Linked DNA regions of Mus musculus: region 2 is linked to region 1. The links are chromatin loops, found by intact Hi-C in ENCODE. Cell type or tissue: left cerebral cortex. All regions are shown on one strand. Each heading gives the region's core, and the rest is flanking DNA. Links, peaks and the distances in the headings are about the cores only. Region 1 overlaps Sdhaf3 (succinate dehydrogenase complex assembly factor 3). Region 2 has its middle 160 kb from the start of Sdhaf3.

Region 1 (8,976 bases), core at 336-8,335:
GACTGGTGTTCATGCTGATTGGTATGCAAATTCAGAACTCAACAAAAACGTGACAAGGTGATTATAACTCAGGCACTTTTAGCTATTGAAAACGGCTCCTCCCCTGAAATTTGGTTATCTATGCTCAAGAATTAGTCAGCATGAGATTAGATGAGAGAGACTCAACAATCATTGATCAGCCCTTGCTCATCAATAGGGTGATCATGATTTCCCCACTAATTCATTTTTTGGCTGGCCTCTTTTGCAGAGTTCGCCCTAGGTCATTTAGCTAGCAGTTATTGTCACACAGCACTGCAGTATCCAGAGACGGGCAACTTTCCTCGTGCACAGTCCAACCTAAGACATGGGGCCCGGTGGCGATAGGGTTACCCTATGACGGGTAAGGCTGTGACATTAGAGGAACGACCTAAAACAGGAGCCACGGCGGATGGGCATAATTGCACAGGCCTAGTCCAGCCTCATTTTATTAAAACAAACAGGGGGAGATGTGGGAAGCCACATGTGCCGTTGCTGAGTGGCACTGACTACTGCTGGCCACCACGCATAAGATTGGACAAACAACCAATGTGTACATATGCAGTAAAGTTTTTTGCAAAGACACTGCCTGGCCCAGGCATGATAATGAGGTTCTGTAAGGTACTGAGAGTATAACCAATCAGATGTGAGACATGCAAATGAGGTATGATAATGAGGTTCTGTAAGGTACTGAGAGTATAACCAATCAGATGTGAGACATGCAAATGAGGTATGATAATGAGGTTCTGTAAGGTACTGCGAGAGAGTAGCCAATCAGATGAGGAACATGCAAATGAGGCTTAGTGCATAACAGATCCGGGTGTGAGACACGCCCCTCCTAGGCCTATAAAAGCAGCACCAGTTCTGGGCTCGGGGTCTTTTCGCCTCTACAATCAAGCTCTCCCAATAAACGTGTGCAGAAGGATCCTGTTGCAACGTCGTTCTTCCTGGCCAGTCGAGCGCGCGCAAGACTTGACAAAACTCTGTAAGTGAGCACCCAGCCTCTGGAGTGGTATTAGGGGCACAGGGGTCTCCTGTTTAATGGGACCTGCTCACACTTATGCCAAAATGGAAAAGAAGGTACATGATTTGGAGCATCTGACTCTGTCAAAGCACTCATAATAATCTGAAACAAGGACAACTGATGGGACAAATGGTTTCACAAAACTTCCAAAGTAAGCTCATCCAACTGGAGACAAAAAGACAGTGCCTATAAAACATTTAGGTTTAAATGTTTAATGCACGGAAACACATCGAACACACCAAAGATGCTGATCTAAGAGCATCTTCTATTGAGCAGAATTCACCCTGAGATTCTCTGCCTGTCTCCGCACTCACATGGAGGTCAATTTTCCCAAAAACGTACCTTCAAAAAGGACTGCAGGCAATTCTAAGAAATTTTTAAAAACAAAACCATAAGTATATTCTTTAGGGAAACAAAGAAAAAGCTTTAGAGATACGAACAGCTAAAAGGCAGAGGTGTGGCCTATCACTAGTTATTTTATGTTCTTTTTTACAATGGTCATGTAAATGGAATTGTTTTTGCCATAAAGTACCCAGATATGTTTTCATAACTTGAAAACTTATCTTCACAGCAACATCCATTCTAAATAATTATATTACAGTTCTAACAATGAAGCCCAGTTTTCTAAGTCAATTAATTGGTATTTCAAACATATACGGAGACGGTGCCTTTGTACTTCTTTCATTCCCTACATGCACCACAGCCTGATATCAAATTATGCAAAAACATGACAGAAAGGGTAGAAGAGATGGCCGGAGGGTAGAGGGGACAGTTAGGAAAGCAGTTAGGGGCTGTGGTGATTTTAGTGAGAATGGCTCCCATAGGCTTGGTCACCAGATTAGGAGGTGTGACCTTGTTGGAGGAGGTAGATCACTGGGGCTGGGCTTTGAGGTTTCAAAAGCCCAGAGTCTCTCTATCTCCAGATCAGCATGGATCTTTCAGCTACTTCTCCAGAAGTATCCGCCTACATGCTGCCATGCTCCCACCATGATTAAACCTCTAGAACTTCAAGCAAGCCCCAATGACATGCTTTCTTGTATAAGTGTTGCAGTAGTTATGATGTTTCTTAAGAGCAATAACACTGGGTCAGACAGTGGGTGAATATGTTCAAAATACATAATATAAAATTTTCAAAAACTAAAAAATACAAATACTGCTTTAAAAAAGAAAAACATTTAAGCTCACTGAAAAATGTCAAAATGTTACAGACAGAAAGTAACCAGTGTCCTTTTAGTCATTACCATCTACTCTTCAAAAACAGAGGGAAAAGAAGAGTTTGACTTTTTTCAGCAGTTTTCTAAATGTCTAACTTGACATTTTAGGTCATCACATCACTCTTAGCCCCACACTCCAACCGTCTGTTCTGCCCATGGAAAAGCTGCATGCTCTTAAGAAGGTCACAGACAGTGTATTCTGTTCTAGAAACATGACGAACACTAACTCAAATACATTTTATACTTGGTGCATATGAACACTATGACTGGAAAGGCTGAAAGGTGTGCCAGGGACTGAGGGCTCTAAATGCTCTCCAGTCTCCAGCACGCATGCCAGACAGCTTACAACTTCCTGCACCTCAAGTTGCAAGAGATCTGACATCCTCTTCTGATACTCCAAAGGCACCTGTACATTCATACACAGAGACACATACACAAATAAATCTAAAACAAACAAAAACCCCTATCATGTCACAGTTTGCTTGTCTTGTATTTTGTTTAGTTAATTTCTTATTAAGAGTGTGTGTGTGTGTGTGTGTGTGTGTGTGTGTGTGTGTGTCTATGTATGTGTGTGTCTATGTGTGTGTGTGTCTGTGTGTTGGGCATGTGTAGGTCAAAGAACAGCTCTCAGAAACTGGTTCTCTCCTGCCCTCTTGTGGATCCAATATTAAATACAGTCTGACCACAGGCACCTTGGCCCACCGAGAAATTCTGCCAGCCTCCTTGGATTTTTTTGTTTGCTACTACCTATGGTCATCAGTACGTAGAATGGTACCTAACACATAATGGACATTTACATAAAATATACTGCATGAATTAATTTCCTCAGTTAAGAATAGGAAAATATAGAGAAGACTTTGAAAACAGTGAAAAAAAGGCAAAAAAAATAACTTAATACAAAAAATCTTAGTGAATCAATTATTAATTTTTTCATGTCACACATTAGTTTTTTAAATTTTTTATGAGATATTTTCTTCATTTACATTTCAAATGCTATTCCAAAACTCCCCTATGCCCTCCCCGACCCTGCTCCCCTACCCACTCACTCCCACTTCTTGGCCCTGGCATTCCCTTGTACTGGGGCATATAAATTTTGCTAGACCAAGGGGCCTCTCTTCCCAGTGATGGCTGACTAGACCATCTTCTGCTACATATGGAGCTAGAGACACGAGCTCTGGAGGTACTGGTTAGTTCATATTGTTTTTCCACCTATAGGGCTGCAGACCCCTTCAGCTCCTTGGGTGCTTTCTCTAGCTCACACATTAGTTTTTACACTGGAGCTAACATAACTCTTCTCAATTTCTCCTAAGAAAACACAATTACATAAATGCTATTCAGAAACATTCAATGACCCCTTCAAAATGGATTAAAACTTCATAGAAAGATGGGTAGGGGAGTGGGGGGTGGGGGGAGAGAGCATAGGGGACTTTCCGGATAGCATACCCAAAAATACCTAATAAAAAATTGGAAAAAAAGAAAAAAAAAGAAAAAAAACTTCATAGAAAACATAGGAAGAACAACTTTATTTTAAACTCAGTATGCACGTAAGATATGTAGGATGGCAACAACATACCTAACTTAAATAATTTATGAATGTTGATGCTTGGACTAAAAGTTTTCTGGCTGTAAAGTCTTTCTATACATAAGGATTTTCTGCCACCAAGTGGAAGGTTGTGAAATTACACAAAATTTTTAAAATTTTTTTTATTATTACGTATTTTCCTCAATTACATTTAGAATGCTATCCCAAAAGTCCCCCATACCCTCCCCGCCACTTCCCTACCCACCCATTCCCATTTTTTGGCCCTGGCATTCCCCTGTACTGGGGCATATAAAGTTTGCGTGTCCAATGGGCCTCTCTTTCCAGTGATGGCCGACTAGGCCATCTTTTGATACATATGCAGCTAGAGTCAAGAGCTCCCGGGTACTGATTAGTTCATAATGTTGTTGCACCTACAGGGTTGCAGATCTCTTTAGCTCCTTGGATACTTTCTCTAGCTCCTCCATTGGGGGCGCTGTGCTCCATCCAATAGCTGACTGTGAGCATCTACTTATGTGTTTGCTAGGCCCCTGCCTAGTCTCACAAGAGACAGCTATATCAGGGTCCTTTCAGCAAAATCTTTCTAGTGTATGCAATGGTGTCATCGCTTGGAGGCTAATTATGGGATGGATCCCTGGATATGGCAGTCTCTAGATGGTCCATCCTTTGGTCTCAGCTCCGAACTTTGCCTCTGTAACTCCTTCCATGGGTGATTGTTTCCAATTCTAAGAAGGGGCAAAGTGTCCACACTTTGGTCTTCGTTCTTCTTCAGTTTCATGTGTTTTGCAAATTGTATCTTATATCTCGGGTATACTAAGTTTCTGGGCTAATATCCACTTATCAGTGAGTACATATCATTTGAGTTCTTTTGTGATTGTGTTACCTCACTCATATGCCTAGGGCAATTAGGTTAGCCTCAGGTTCAAATACAAATAACGAAATCCACTTGTAAACCACTTCAAAGCAAATGTTAAATTCTGTGTAACATGTGGGCATGCTCCTTCTCTCTTCTTCCTGAAGAAAATGGCACTCACTGCAGCCTAAGGAAACCACATGGCTAGCACTCAGTTTCAGGTTTCTTCCACATTACTCTTAAAACATTCTTAGCCAGGCGTGGTGGCACACGCCTTTAATCCCAGCACTCGGGAGGTAGAGGCAGGTGGATTTCTGAGTTCAAGGCCAGCCTCGTCTACAGAGTGAGTTCCAGGATAGCCCTGAGGGGGGAAAAAAATTCTTTGCTTTGTTTTTGTTTTGTTTTGTTTTTTGAGACAGGGTTTCTCTGTAGCTCTGGCTGTCCTGGAACTCACTTTGTAGACCAGGCTGGCCTCTAACTCAGAAATCCACCTGCCTCTGCCTCGTGAGTGCTGGGATTAAAGGCGTATGCCATATCTCTCCCTGCATCAGGCACTTAAAATACTACATGAAACAAATGAAAAGGATATTATACTATTCAAACTTGTTCTGAATACTTGGAAACCTCAGATCTCTGGTAGCAGGTCTTTTTTTAATTAGGTTTATTTTATTTTAGGTGTATGAGTGTGTGTGTGTGAGTGTGTGTGTGTGTGTGTGTGTGTGTGTGTGTGTGTGTGTGTGCACTGTCTGTATTTCTGGTTTCCTCAAAGAATCAGAAGCAACATTATATTCCTTAGAACTTAGTTACCTGGGTGCTGAGAATCAAACCTGGATCCTCTGGAAGAGCTACCAATGTTCTTAACCACTAAGCCATCTCTCCAGTCCCTGGGGTACCAGTTTCTATAAAGACCAAACATGTATCGGTTGCCACATAGCAAGACAACAACACTGACCAAACCAGGAATTGAAGTGTCCTGCATTCTCATATCATGAAGTACCATTTAAGAAGATAAGCCTTATCTTGCTGAAGCAATCTACAGATTCAGTGCAATCTCCACCAAAATTCCAATTCAATTTTTCACAGAGTTAGAAAGGGCAATTTGAAAATTCATCTGGAATAACAAAAAACCTAGGATAGCAAAAACTCTTCTCAAGGATAAAAGAACCTCTGGTGGATTCACCATGCCTGACCTCAAGCTGTACTACAGAGCAATTGTGATTAAAAACTGTATGGTACTGGTACAGTGACAGACAGGTAGATCGATGGAATAGAATTGAAGACCCAGAAATGAACCCACACACCTATGGTCATTTGATCTTTGACAAAGAAGCTAAAACCATCCCGTGGAAAAAAGACAGCATTTTTAACAAATGGTGCTGCCTCAACAGTTGATTAGCATGTTGAAGAATGCAAATTGATCCATTCTTATCTCCTTGTACAAAGTTCAAGTCTAAGTGGATCAAGGAACTCCACAAAAGACCAGAGACACTGAATCTTATAGAGGAGTAAGTGGGGAAAAGCCTCAAAGATATGGGCACAGGGGGAAAAATTCCTAAACAGAACACCAATGGCTTGTGCTGTAAGATCAAGAATTAACAAATGGGACCTCATAAAATTGCAAAGCTTCTGTAAGGCAAAGGACACTGTCAATAACACAAAAAGGCCACCAACAGATTGGGAAAATATCTTTACCAATCCTAAATCCAATAGAGGGTTAAAATTCAATATATACAAAGAACTCAAGAAGTTTGACTCCAGAAAACCAAATAACCCTATAAAAAAAGTGGGGTACAGAGCTAAACAAAGAATTCTCAACTGAGGAATAGCACATGGCTGAGAAGCACCTAAAAAAATGTTCAACATTATTAATCATCAAGGAAATGCAAATCAAAACAACCCTGAGATTCCACCTCACACTAGTCAGAATGGCTAAGATCAAATATTCAGGTGACAGCAGATGCTGGTGAGGATGTGGAGAAAGAGGAACTCTCCTCCATTGTTGGTGGGATTGCAAGCTTGTACAACCACTCTGGAAATCAGTTTGGCAGTTCCTCAGAAAGTAGGACATAGTACTACTTGAGGACTCAGCTATACCACTCCTGGGCCTATACCCAGAAGATGCTCCAATATGTAATAAGGACACATGCTCTACTATATTCACAGCAGCCTTATTTATAATGGCCAGAAGCTGTAAAGAACCCTGATATCCTTCAACAGAGGAATGGATACAGAAAATGTTGTACATTTACTCAATGGAGTACTACTCAGCTATTAAAAATGATGACGATATTAACAATGAATTCATAAAATTCTTAGGCAAATGGAGAGATCTGGAAGGATATCATTCTAAGTGAGATAACCCAATCACAAAAGAACACACATGGTATGCACTCACTGATAAGTGGATATTAGCCCAGAAGCTCGGAGTACCCAAGACACAATTTGCAAAACACATGAAACTCAAGAAGAAGTGTGGATACTTCAATCCTTCTTAGAGGGGGAACAAAATACCCATGGAAGGAGATACATAGACAAAGTTGGAGCAGAGACTGAAGGAATGACTGAAGAGACAGTCCCACCTTGGGATCCATCCCATAAACAACCACCAAACCCAGACACTATTGTGGAGGCCAACATGAGCTTCCTGACAGGAGCCTGATATAGCTGTCTCCTGAGAGGCTCTGCCAGTGCCTGACAAATACAGAAGTGGATGCTCACAGCCATCCATTGGACAGAGCACAGAGTTCCCAATGAAGGAGCTAGAGAAAGTATCCAAGGAGCTGAAGGGTTTTGCAGCCCCATAGGAGGAACAACAATATGAAGTAACCAGTACCCCCAGAGCTCCCTGGGACTAAACCACCAATCAAAAAAACATACTGTGGGACTCGTGGCTCTAGCTGTATATGTAGCAGAGGATGGGCTAGTTGGTGATCAACGGGAGGAGAGGCCCTTGGTCCTGTGAAGGTTCTATGCCTCAGTATAGGGAAATGCCAGGGCCAGGAAGCAGGAGTGGGTGGGTTGGTGAGCAGTAGGAAGGGAGAAGGGATAGGGGATTTTTGGAGGGGGAAACTAGGAAAGGGGATAACATTTGAAATGTAAATAAAGAAAATATCAAAAAAAGAAAAAGAAAAGAAAGAAGGGAAAAGAAAAATGCTGGGGTTAAAAACATGCACTCATTTTAAAGGACTAGGTGTTGGTTCCCAGTATTCACAGAGCAACTTACAACCACTTAGGTGACTTAGCACCAGTACCAGGGTGTCTTCTGCCCTCTAGCGGCCACTATAGGAACAATATGCATATGGTGCATATGCAGACAGACACACACACACATAAACATAAAAACAAATTTATAAAAATAAATCTGAAATTTTGTCATATAAAGTAAATTGTGATTAACTTTCTAGGCCGCCAGTTTTTATTCAGCATAGTCACCGTCCAAGTTGTTGCTTGGGTGTATTTTCATTATTTAATAGCATCCCATGGAATGAACTAGTTTGTTTAAACATCTACCTTTGAAGGTCATGTCAGTTAATGTCTAATTTCTAAATATAACAAATAAATATATAAACATTTGTGTACAATTTTCTGTGTTAACACAAGTGTTCAAGGTAAACACAAAATAAAGATTACAATTGCTAAAATGTAGTTATTTCATGCTTAGTTTTGTATTAATAATCTGTATACTGCTTTGCATTTGATATTATCGTACATTATACTCTGTCAGTTCTGTTAAATGTGTTCTGATAATTTCATTGTGGTTTTAATTTGTGTCTCTTTCGTACAAATTCCATCCACCTCTTTATACTCTATTTGTTTCAAAGTTTGTTTAAACTAGTCTGAAACCTGTACTTTTCCATATAATTTGTCAGAATAAGTTTATCTTGTAGGAATTTTATTAAACTTAAGATCCAATTGTGGAGAATTGTCCTCTTCCAATCCCTAAACATGAAATTCTTTTGTGTTTATTAAAAAAAATAAGTTAAGCCTTGATGGGGCTCTCAATTTTTATAAACACTACAGTAAGTCCACTTGTTTAGTTAGCTTTTGTGCAACTTGGACATCAGTATAGTCACTGACTTTTCTCCTAAGGCAGTGATTAACTTGTGGCCAAGACCCCTTGAGGGTTAAACAACCCTTTCACTGGGATTGCACATGTCCTGCATATCAGATATTTATATTAAGATCCATAACTGTGCCATAATTTACAGTTATAAAAATAATTTTATGGTTGGGGTCACCACAACATGAGGAACTGCATTAAAGTGTCGCAGCATCAGGAAGGATGAGGCCCTAGGGAAGAATGGTTTGCTGAGTGTGTGCTATAGATGAC
Region 2 (8,976 bases), core at 242-8,241, 120 kb before region 1:
GGCTACATTGGAAGAATGAATGGAACCACCAGGCTCCTCATCCCTTGCTTATCTTTGTAGGTCATCTTGAAGTCACAACAAAAACATCTTTCATCACTCTCTAGTGAAAGTGTGTAGTGAGGCTTCTGGAGAGGCTGCCACTTCAGGGGACGTGTCAATGACTGCAAGAGGAAATGAAATAGATGTATCAAATCAGGGGCAGAGGGTAGAATTGAGGCCATCTTGAATTCAGCTTTCATTGGTAGCAAGATAAATAATTTCAACCTCTAATTATGTCTGTATGCACACTTCTCATGTAGGGAAAGACAGAAGTCTAATGTGTTGATCCAGATAAGAGCCCATTAGTAATCCAACCAATTCCTTCTGCTTGTTGTGAGACTGTCTAAATATCCCAGTCTGTTCTGAAACTCACTATGTAGACCAGACTGGCCTTGAACCCATAGAAATCATCCTGCCTCTGCCTCCCAAGATCTGGGATTAAATGTGTGCGCCACCCATGCTAGCCCCCCTCTGAATTCCCAGTATAAGCCTTCAACTGTCTTTTGAGCAGGCTTGAAACTATTAACGATAGTCTTAGCCCTCTGCCTCTAAACTATCCCTTGATCTAGTTGGTGTAGTATTTAAAGGGGCACTCTCACTGTTTGCCATCCTTCTCATGACCAGTTGTCTATTCCACTCCAGAGCAGACACACAAGCACATATATGTGTGTCCCTATCTAAAAAACCTAACGTTTGAGAAGAGCTGTCATCAGCCACAGTCATATAGTAAAGAGGTGTATTACCTTTAGGGGATTCTAACCTAAAGCAATGAGTAAACTATTAGGCATCAGACAGTAAATGGATCCTTCTGAGAACAACTGAAAGCAGCGCCTCCAACCACTACTAACCTGCCAACCTAGCTAGCCAGATTTGTTACGTGATATCATATCCCCTGCTCGAAGGGTTCCAAAGCAATTTTACATAAATTTGGCAACTGTTCCCTAACACAACCATGCTGGGCTGGCAGCAAAGAAAATGATGAACTATGCAGGATCTGTCCTTAAAACGTTATAGCCTGAAAGTCAAAATAAAACAAGCACGTAAAAAACATTATCATTCAAAGTGTGGCAAAAGTCGGAGAAAAGTTACACAAAGATGTGGGTTCACCAAAGGGGAAGCTCTATCTGCTTAGAGTGAGCAAGAAAGGCTTCCAGGCAGTTTCCATATAAGAAGGTTTTGTAGGATAGATAGAAGTTGGGCACATGGAAACAGCAGAGGCCCAAATAGGTAGAGGGCAGGGGAATAATAAAATGTCTGATTACACCTGTGCAAGCCGACTACAGGGCCCCTCTCTGCTGTGATTCCAGAGTACAAGGCAGCTTCGCACATTGGACACCGGACAGTTACTCAACACTGGCAAACAGTAAAGTTCCAAGATCTAGGGGTGTAACTCGGTAGTGGAGCCCTTGACCTGTTTCCTTTGATTCTGTATCTCCATCCCTTCTCTTTTGTCTCTCTTTCACTCTCTCCATACCCAGCCCTGCACATTTCTGCAGTAGAAATATTTGTGTGACCAGACTTGTTATTTGTGGGTGCACATGTCTGTTCTTTGTTTGGTCTTTTTATGCTGATCCTTATACCATATTCCATTTGTTCCTGTACACTGATCACCCCTCCAATAATTTCTTTTCTTCCTCCCTTTGTACATAAGTGCTGGGAGGAGGCAGTATTTATCTCGTGGTTCAATGCATGAAATTAAGACCAACATAAATATACCTTAAGAGATTCTAATGTTGTTCTATAGTAATTGCTCTCTTTCCTCATCTAAATGAACACTTTTCTCCCATAGAGGTTCTTTTCTTTATCTTCTGTGTCCACACTGCCTGCAAAACCCATCCTTGCCATTGCTAACTGTACGTGCATCTCATAACTTCTGACCACATCCTCCAGAGCTTACTAAACTGATTCACTGGTGATAGACAGTATGTCTTCCTTTCCTCTGCTATCATAAGCAGTGCTGTAAGAAATACGCATGCTTGTGCACCATGCACTGAGGCCTAGGGCTTTAGCAGTCTGGCAGTAAATGCCTATTCATTTTCACCGGTTCCTGGAAATACCCACCAGCCAGGCACAAAGAGTCCTCTCTCCTCAAAGCCTCACCAACACTCCATATTATCCTGTTATATATCTTGTCAATCTAGTGGATATTATACCACACACATTCACCTAACTAGCCACTGACTTTAAGAGAAAATGTAGACATAAAATAATAACCACACTGAGTGTTTGAGCCACACAAACTTTGAACAGATGATATGCTCTGGAAGCCATTACTATAAAGGAGCTTTTTCACTGGGGTCTCTAAGTGGCTGACAGAAGCTAACAGAAGCAAGGTGCTAATGAATACATTTAACCCATCTTTCTCTTGCTTGATGTATCTCCATTAGAATTCTTGCACTGTGATCTTTAAGTCTAAGTGGATTCCAGAAAACCTTGGAATATCATTTGGGGAGTGGGGATTGTCTTGGTTTCCCCCCCCTTTCTTTGTAATAAATTAGAGAAACTCATGAAATGTCCTTTGCAAACGTTGCATATTTTAAATAGTATCATGAATATATTTTACCACTCGAATTTTTTTATCAAATGTTTGCTTATATGTTTTGCCTATTTTTTTAATTTCTGAAATTGTTCCTTAATACATATAATGAATTTTGGTCATTTTAGCATCCCATTGCCTCTCACATTCCTCTCCTACTTCCCATGAAGCCTCTCTCCTTCCCAAGAGCCCCTCCTATCTCCAGGTCACTTTTGTAACCACTGGTTTATGTTAGCTTGATTACACAAGCAGAAGTGGAGGAGTATCTGCAGGAGCCTGGGCAACTAAGCCGTGCCCACCACAACACCATGCCCATCATGTATTGCATTTTGTCCCCCAACCCCCATGATTTAGTAGAATTTCGTGAACATCTGAGACTTTCATCTCTTGTCAGTTAGAGAAGTTGTGTCTTCTCCCAGTATGCTTCTCATTTCTCAGCAAGGGCTGTAGCAACCGTCTCTGTGTAAAAAGCCAAGTTTCCTCATATGGCTTTGAGTCTGGTGGGAGTGTTCATTATCCATAATTATATCATACCAATGGTCCTCTACATATTCTTTAAAACACTGTGCAACCTTACTTTTTATAATTAGGCTTCTTTTAATATACCTGGACCTTACTTGGGACCCAAGCACACCCTTTCCACAAAATTCTCTGGTTTTCTACCACAATTCTTATTTAAGACAAGGTACTATGACACTGGTAGCATGATATTAGGGTGACCCTTTTAGTACATGAACTACAAAACAGGCAGGCCCCACGACCAGCAGTACTTAGCTAACATGAAGAAACTCCATGGTTATGTGTATGTTCTTTTTGTTTTGGTATTTTTAGTCTAATTTATACTTTTTTCTGTTTTTCTGGTTTTTGGTTGTTTAGTTGGGTTTGTTTGTTTGTTTTCAGTTTGTCTATTTTGATATTGTTTTGGGGCTTTGCTGTTTTACCTGGGTGGTTGTTATTTAAGAAAGAGCAAAAACATGAACTTGATTGGGTAGGGAGGTAGAAAAGCTCTGGGAGGAAATACTATGATCAAGATATATGGTACAAAAGGGCTTTAAATAAGGCTGGTATGTGGCACACGCCTTTAATCCCAGGGCTCCAGAGGCAGAGGCAGAGGCAGGCAGATCTCTGTGAGTTCAAGGTCAGCCTGTTCTGCCAAGCGAGTTCCAGGACAGCCAGGAACTTTACACAGAGAAAGCTTGTCTAGAAAAATAAATTACACACACACACAAAAGTTTTTAAATAGAAATGGGAAGATTACATGCTCTCTCTCTCTTACACACACACACATACACACACACTCACACACACACACACACACTCACACACACACATACACACACACACTCACACACACTCACACACACACTCACACACACACACTCACACACACACACTCACACACACTCTCACACACACACATACACACACACACTCACACACACACACTCACACACACACAAACACTCACACACACACACACACACACACACACACTGCTCTTTTTATAAAGATTACTGATGACAGCTCACTGTTTCTCACTATTTTGTACTCTAATGTTAATTACAAACTTTTTTATAACAGTTATAAGTTGCTTTAATATTTGAAAAGGGCACATTCCTCACACTTCAATTTCAAAATGATAGACTTGGCATCTACCGCGCTCTATGATATAAACTCCACTCTCATCTTCCAGCCACATCTGTGTTCTCTTAGTCCTGTGGGGTTCTGACTCTACAAATCCAACACCCTTCTAAAAACTGCATTCAAGATAGACTCTGGCACTAGAGGGCGCTAAAGGACGACTGAAAGGAAGAGGACAAAGGTCACCCTGCCTGTTTGCTGTTCTTGTTAGCATGCCCACAGCTGGGCACAGTGGCACCAGATGACATCAATTTGCATTGTTTGCCACTCAGTAACAGCAGGCTCATTACACTTTTTCACACATTCCAGGGCCAACCTGGAGATCAACCATCACAGCTCTGGGGTACCTGTATTATCCAGGAAATAAATCCTCCTCCAAACTTGGAACCCATCTTTCCCCAAATTTTATGGTTCTCAGTGTGCTTCCCAACAGTTTAGGAATTACTTACATTTATATATTGATCTTTATAATTCTGGATTAAAATGTCACTCTGCTTACTTAAATTTCTGAGTAAATCCTCACTAATAGTGATCAGAATCTATATGAAATCGAAAAGAGAAATTTGGTGGTATTTTTATTGCAATTGCTTCAAAGATACCAATTGACTTGAAGATAACTCACTTCAGAACAATATTAACCTGACTGTCTCTTAGAATTCAGTAGGTGTTGCTGTTTGGCAACATTTTTGAGTTCTTCATTCCAGGGCCTTTTAAATACCTACCACTTGGAGCTCCTCCTCACCTGAGAAATGTTATACAATGCCAGGCTTACAAATAAAATAGATACACAAGTCAAACAAATTTGAATCAGTTCTGGGCTGGTGAGATGGATTGACATCTAAGTAACCCTAGCTAAACACAGTGGGTGAAATTTGGTTTGGATGAACCAAGAAATTTGTCTATTTCTTTTAGGCTTTCCAGTTTAAACAGGGTGAAGATATTTTAAGTATTCCCTTAGGAGACTGTGAATTTCTTTGGTATGTGTTGTGAGATTTCCCTGTTTGTTTCTAATTCTGTTAGTTTGAGATTCTCTCTCTCTCTCTCTCTCTCTCTCTCTCTCTCTCTCTCTCTCTCTCTCTCTTCTGCCTTCATTTTTATTATTTCTTGCCACCTCCTGACTTTAAGTCGGGCTTTCTTGTTCCAGATTGCTGAGTTACATCACTATGCCATTTGTTTATGTGCGTTGGCTTTGTAGTGTAGTGACTTAGAGCTGTACACATTCCTCTTAGCTCTGCTTTTGCTGTATCCCATGGAATGGCTTGTATTGTTTTTTCATTTTCCTTTATTTCCAGGGATTATTTTTTATTTCTTCCTTGATTTCACTTTGACTCATTCATAATTCAATAATGAATTATTTAATCTCCATGAATTTTTGTACTTACTAGAGATTTCTTTGCTGATGTTTTGTTTTATTGCTTAATGGTCATAAAGGATACAATTTCAATCTTTCTGTATATTTTGACATTTGCTTTAGGTCTAATATGTAGTCTATTTTAGAAAAGCTTCCATGGTCTGCTGAATAGAATGTACATTAATTGGTATTTGGATGGAATATTCTGAAGGAATCTGTAGGTCCATTTGATGTATAATGTCCTTTAATTCTGTTGTCTCTTTATTTTTCTTTGTCCAGATGATCTATAGATTGGAGAAAATTGAGTATTGAAATCACAAACTCCTATTGGGTTTTTTTTGTTTGTTTTTGTTTTATTTTTGTTTTTGTTTTTGTTTTTTTTTTTTTTTTTGGTTTTTCGAGACAGGGTTTCTCTGTATAGCCCTGGCTGTCCTGGAACTCACTTTGTAGACCAGGCTGGCTTCGAACTCAGAAATCCGCCTGCCTGCCTCTGCCTCCCGAGTGCTGGGATTAAAGGTGTGCGCCACCATGCCCGGCTTCCAGTACATTTTTTAATGACATTGAGAACACCACAGTTTAATTCGTATATGGTTAGAATTCTAATGTCTTCTGTTTTTATTTTACTGAGAAAGAGAGGTTTTATCATACAATATGGTCTGATTATGGTTCCTCTACTCCAGTTCTTCCCCCACCTACCCTGCCATCTGGAGCCACACCCTTTCTGTCCCTCATTAGAAAGCCAAGAAATATCAAATGAATAATAATAAAGTAAAATAATATAAAACAAAAACAAACAGCAGGAATAAGACAAAGCACACAATTAGAAAAAAAAGAGCCAAAGAAGTACAAGAAATGCATATAGACAGAGACATGCATCTATACATCCAGGAATACCATAAAACAAGATTAGAAGCCATAATATATATTCAAAGGGTCTATAATGTTTAAAAACAAACAAACAAACAAAACAATGCCCTAACTTAGCATTGTTATTATCAGGCAAAGAACCCCCAAAGATACCATAGAGTTCATCTTCTGCTGGCCATCTGTCTTAGTTAGCATTTTATTGCTGTGCAGACACACCATGACTAAGGCAACTCTTATTTTAAAAAAAAAAAAAAAACTTAATTGGGGCTGGCTTATATTTTCAGAAGTTCAGTCCATTATCATTGTGGCAGAAAGCATGGCAATGTATAGGGAGACATGGTGCTAGAGGAGCTAAAAGTTCTACATTTTGATCTGCAGGCAACAAAAGGGGATTGTCCTCCACAGGCAGCCAGGAGGAGGCTCTGATGACACAATGGGCAGAGCTTGAACATAGGAGAGCTCAAAGCCCACTACACAGTGACACTCTTTCTCCAACAAGGCCATGTCTCTTAATAGTGCCACTCCTTATGACCAAGCATTCAAATACATGTATCTATGGGGGGTCAAATCTATTCAAACCACCACAACATCTATTCCTAGATATGGGACCTAAGTTTAAAAGTAGTTTGTTTCCCCAGTGAGACTCCATTGGAGAAAACTAATTTTTCATTTGCAAGTAGTTATGAACCTGAGATAGTTTCTGGGTTAGGGATAGGGGCTTCTTTCAATTCTATGAGCATATTTGGTGCAAACCTGTGCAAGATTTATGTATGCTGCCTCAGAATCAAAAGCAGTTTGATGGCTAGGAATGTTGAACATTTAAGTGTTTTCTTTGTTTAGATCTGCACCCTAACTTTAAATTATTTCTGTCATTTATATCTAGTTTCTTGAGTTCTTTATATAATTTCCATATCAGCACTGTGACATATATGGGATTGGTGAAGATCTTTTCCCACTCTGTAGGCTGTCATTTTGTCCTATTGATGGCATCCTTTGCTTTGCAGAAGCTTTTTAGTTTCGTGAGATCACATGGAAGGAAGGAAGGAAGGAAGGAAGGAAGGAAGGAAGGAAGGAAGGAAGGAAGGAAGGAAGGAGAAGAGGAAGGAAAAGAAGAGAAGAGAAGAGAAAAGAAGAGAAGAGAAGAGAAGAGAAGAGAAGAGAAGAGAAGAGAAGAGAAGAGAAGAGAAGAGAAGAGAAGAGGAGACTTAAAGATCAGAGTATGGTCTACTGTTTATAAAATTCTATTTACTGCTACAAAGAATGTGAGGTTTTCAGCTTGTTGGGTGGAATTTTTTCTCAATATCAATTCTGTATAATCTAGTATGCATTTATCTCAGGTTTCCTTTTTGACAGCTTTGTCCAGTGATCCACTGTTGTTTTATCTGAATCCACTTCTGTTTCATGAAATCAACTTTTATGCGTATATATTTGTATTATATCTTCTTGATAGACTTGTTCTAAATTGCTGTGTAGTGACTGTGACCTTCTATACTCTTGACCAACTTTGGTTGGAGGTCTCCTGCTGAGAGGTTTGATGGTATTCTAAAGACCCTTCCTTTGAAAGACTTGGGCTTTCTCTATTAATGCTTTCAGTACCTTTTTTTTCCTTTTTTAAAAAATTAGGTATTTTCTTCATTTACATTTCCAGTGCTATCTCAAAAGTCCCCCATACCCTCCCCCACACACTCTCCTACCCACCCACTCCCACTTCTTGGCCCTGGCGTTCCCCTATACTGAGGCATATAAAGTTTGCATTACAATGGGCCTCTCTTTCCACTGATGATCAACTAGGCCATCTTCTGATACAAATGCAGCTAGAGGCATGAGCTCTGGGGGGTACTGCTTAGTTCATATTGTTGTTCCACCTATAGAGTTGCAGATCCCTTTAGCTCTTGGGTACTTTCTCTAGCTCCTCCATTGGGGGCCCTGTGATCCATCCAATAGCTGACTGTGAGCATCCACTTCTGTATTTGCTAGGCCCCAGCATTGTCTCACTAGAAACAGCTACATCAGGGTCCTTTCAGCAAAATCTTCCTAGTATATGCAATGGTGTCAGCGTTTGGAGGCTGATTATGAGATGGATCCCCGGATATGATAATCTCTAGATGATCAATCCTTTTGTCTCAGCTCCAAACGTTGTCTATGTAACTCCTTCCATGGGTGTTTTGTTCCCAATTCTAAGAAGGGGCAAAGTGTCCACACTTTGGTCTTCATTCTTCTTGAGTTTCATGTATTTCACAAATTGTATCTTATATCTTGGGCATTCTAGTTTCTGGGCTAATATCCACTTATCATTAAGTACATATCATGTGAGTTCTTTAGTAATTGGGTTACCTCACTCAGGATGATGCCCTCTAGGTCCATCCATTTGCCTAGGAATTTCGTAAATTCATTCTTTTTGATAGCTGAGTAGTACTCCGTTGTGTAAATGTACCACATTTTCTGTATCCATTCCTCTGTTGAGGGGCATCTGGGTTCTTTCCAGCTTCTGGCTATTATAAATAAGGCTGCTATGAACATAGTGGAGCATGTGTCCTTCTTA

The links. Hi-C counts contacts between places; a loop is a spot of excess contacts. Peaks named below come from ENCODE experiments on the same cell type or tissue, not always from the same donor. Only the 100,000 strongest peaks of a DNase experiment are listed, where the experiment ranks them.
Region 2: a loop joins it to region 1, with 15 times the contacts of the local background. A loop is called at or near these places in 6 of 42 quality-filtered maps.

Annotation. Positions count from the first base shown.
Region 1 is chr6:6,998,165-7,007,140 of GRCm38, reverse strand. The region is part of intron 1 of Sdhaf3 (succinate dehydrogenase complex assembly factor 3); the gene reads right to left. Among named protein-coding and RNA genes, the nearest start is that of Sdhaf3, 47 kb to the right of the region's middle. In left cerebral cortex, for the core only: CTCF peaks have their summits at 2,930 (motif pointing left), 3,892 (motif pointing left) and 7,906 (motif pointing left); a DNase peak (open chromatin) is centred at 2,824.
Region 2 is chr6:7,115,752-7,124,727 of GRCm38, reverse strand. No RefSeq gene overlaps it. Among named protein-coding and RNA genes, the nearest start is that of Sdhaf3, 160 kb to the right of the region's middle. In left cerebral cortex, for the core only: a CTCF peak has its summit at 4,353 (motif pointing right); a DNase peak (open chromatin) is centred at 4,372.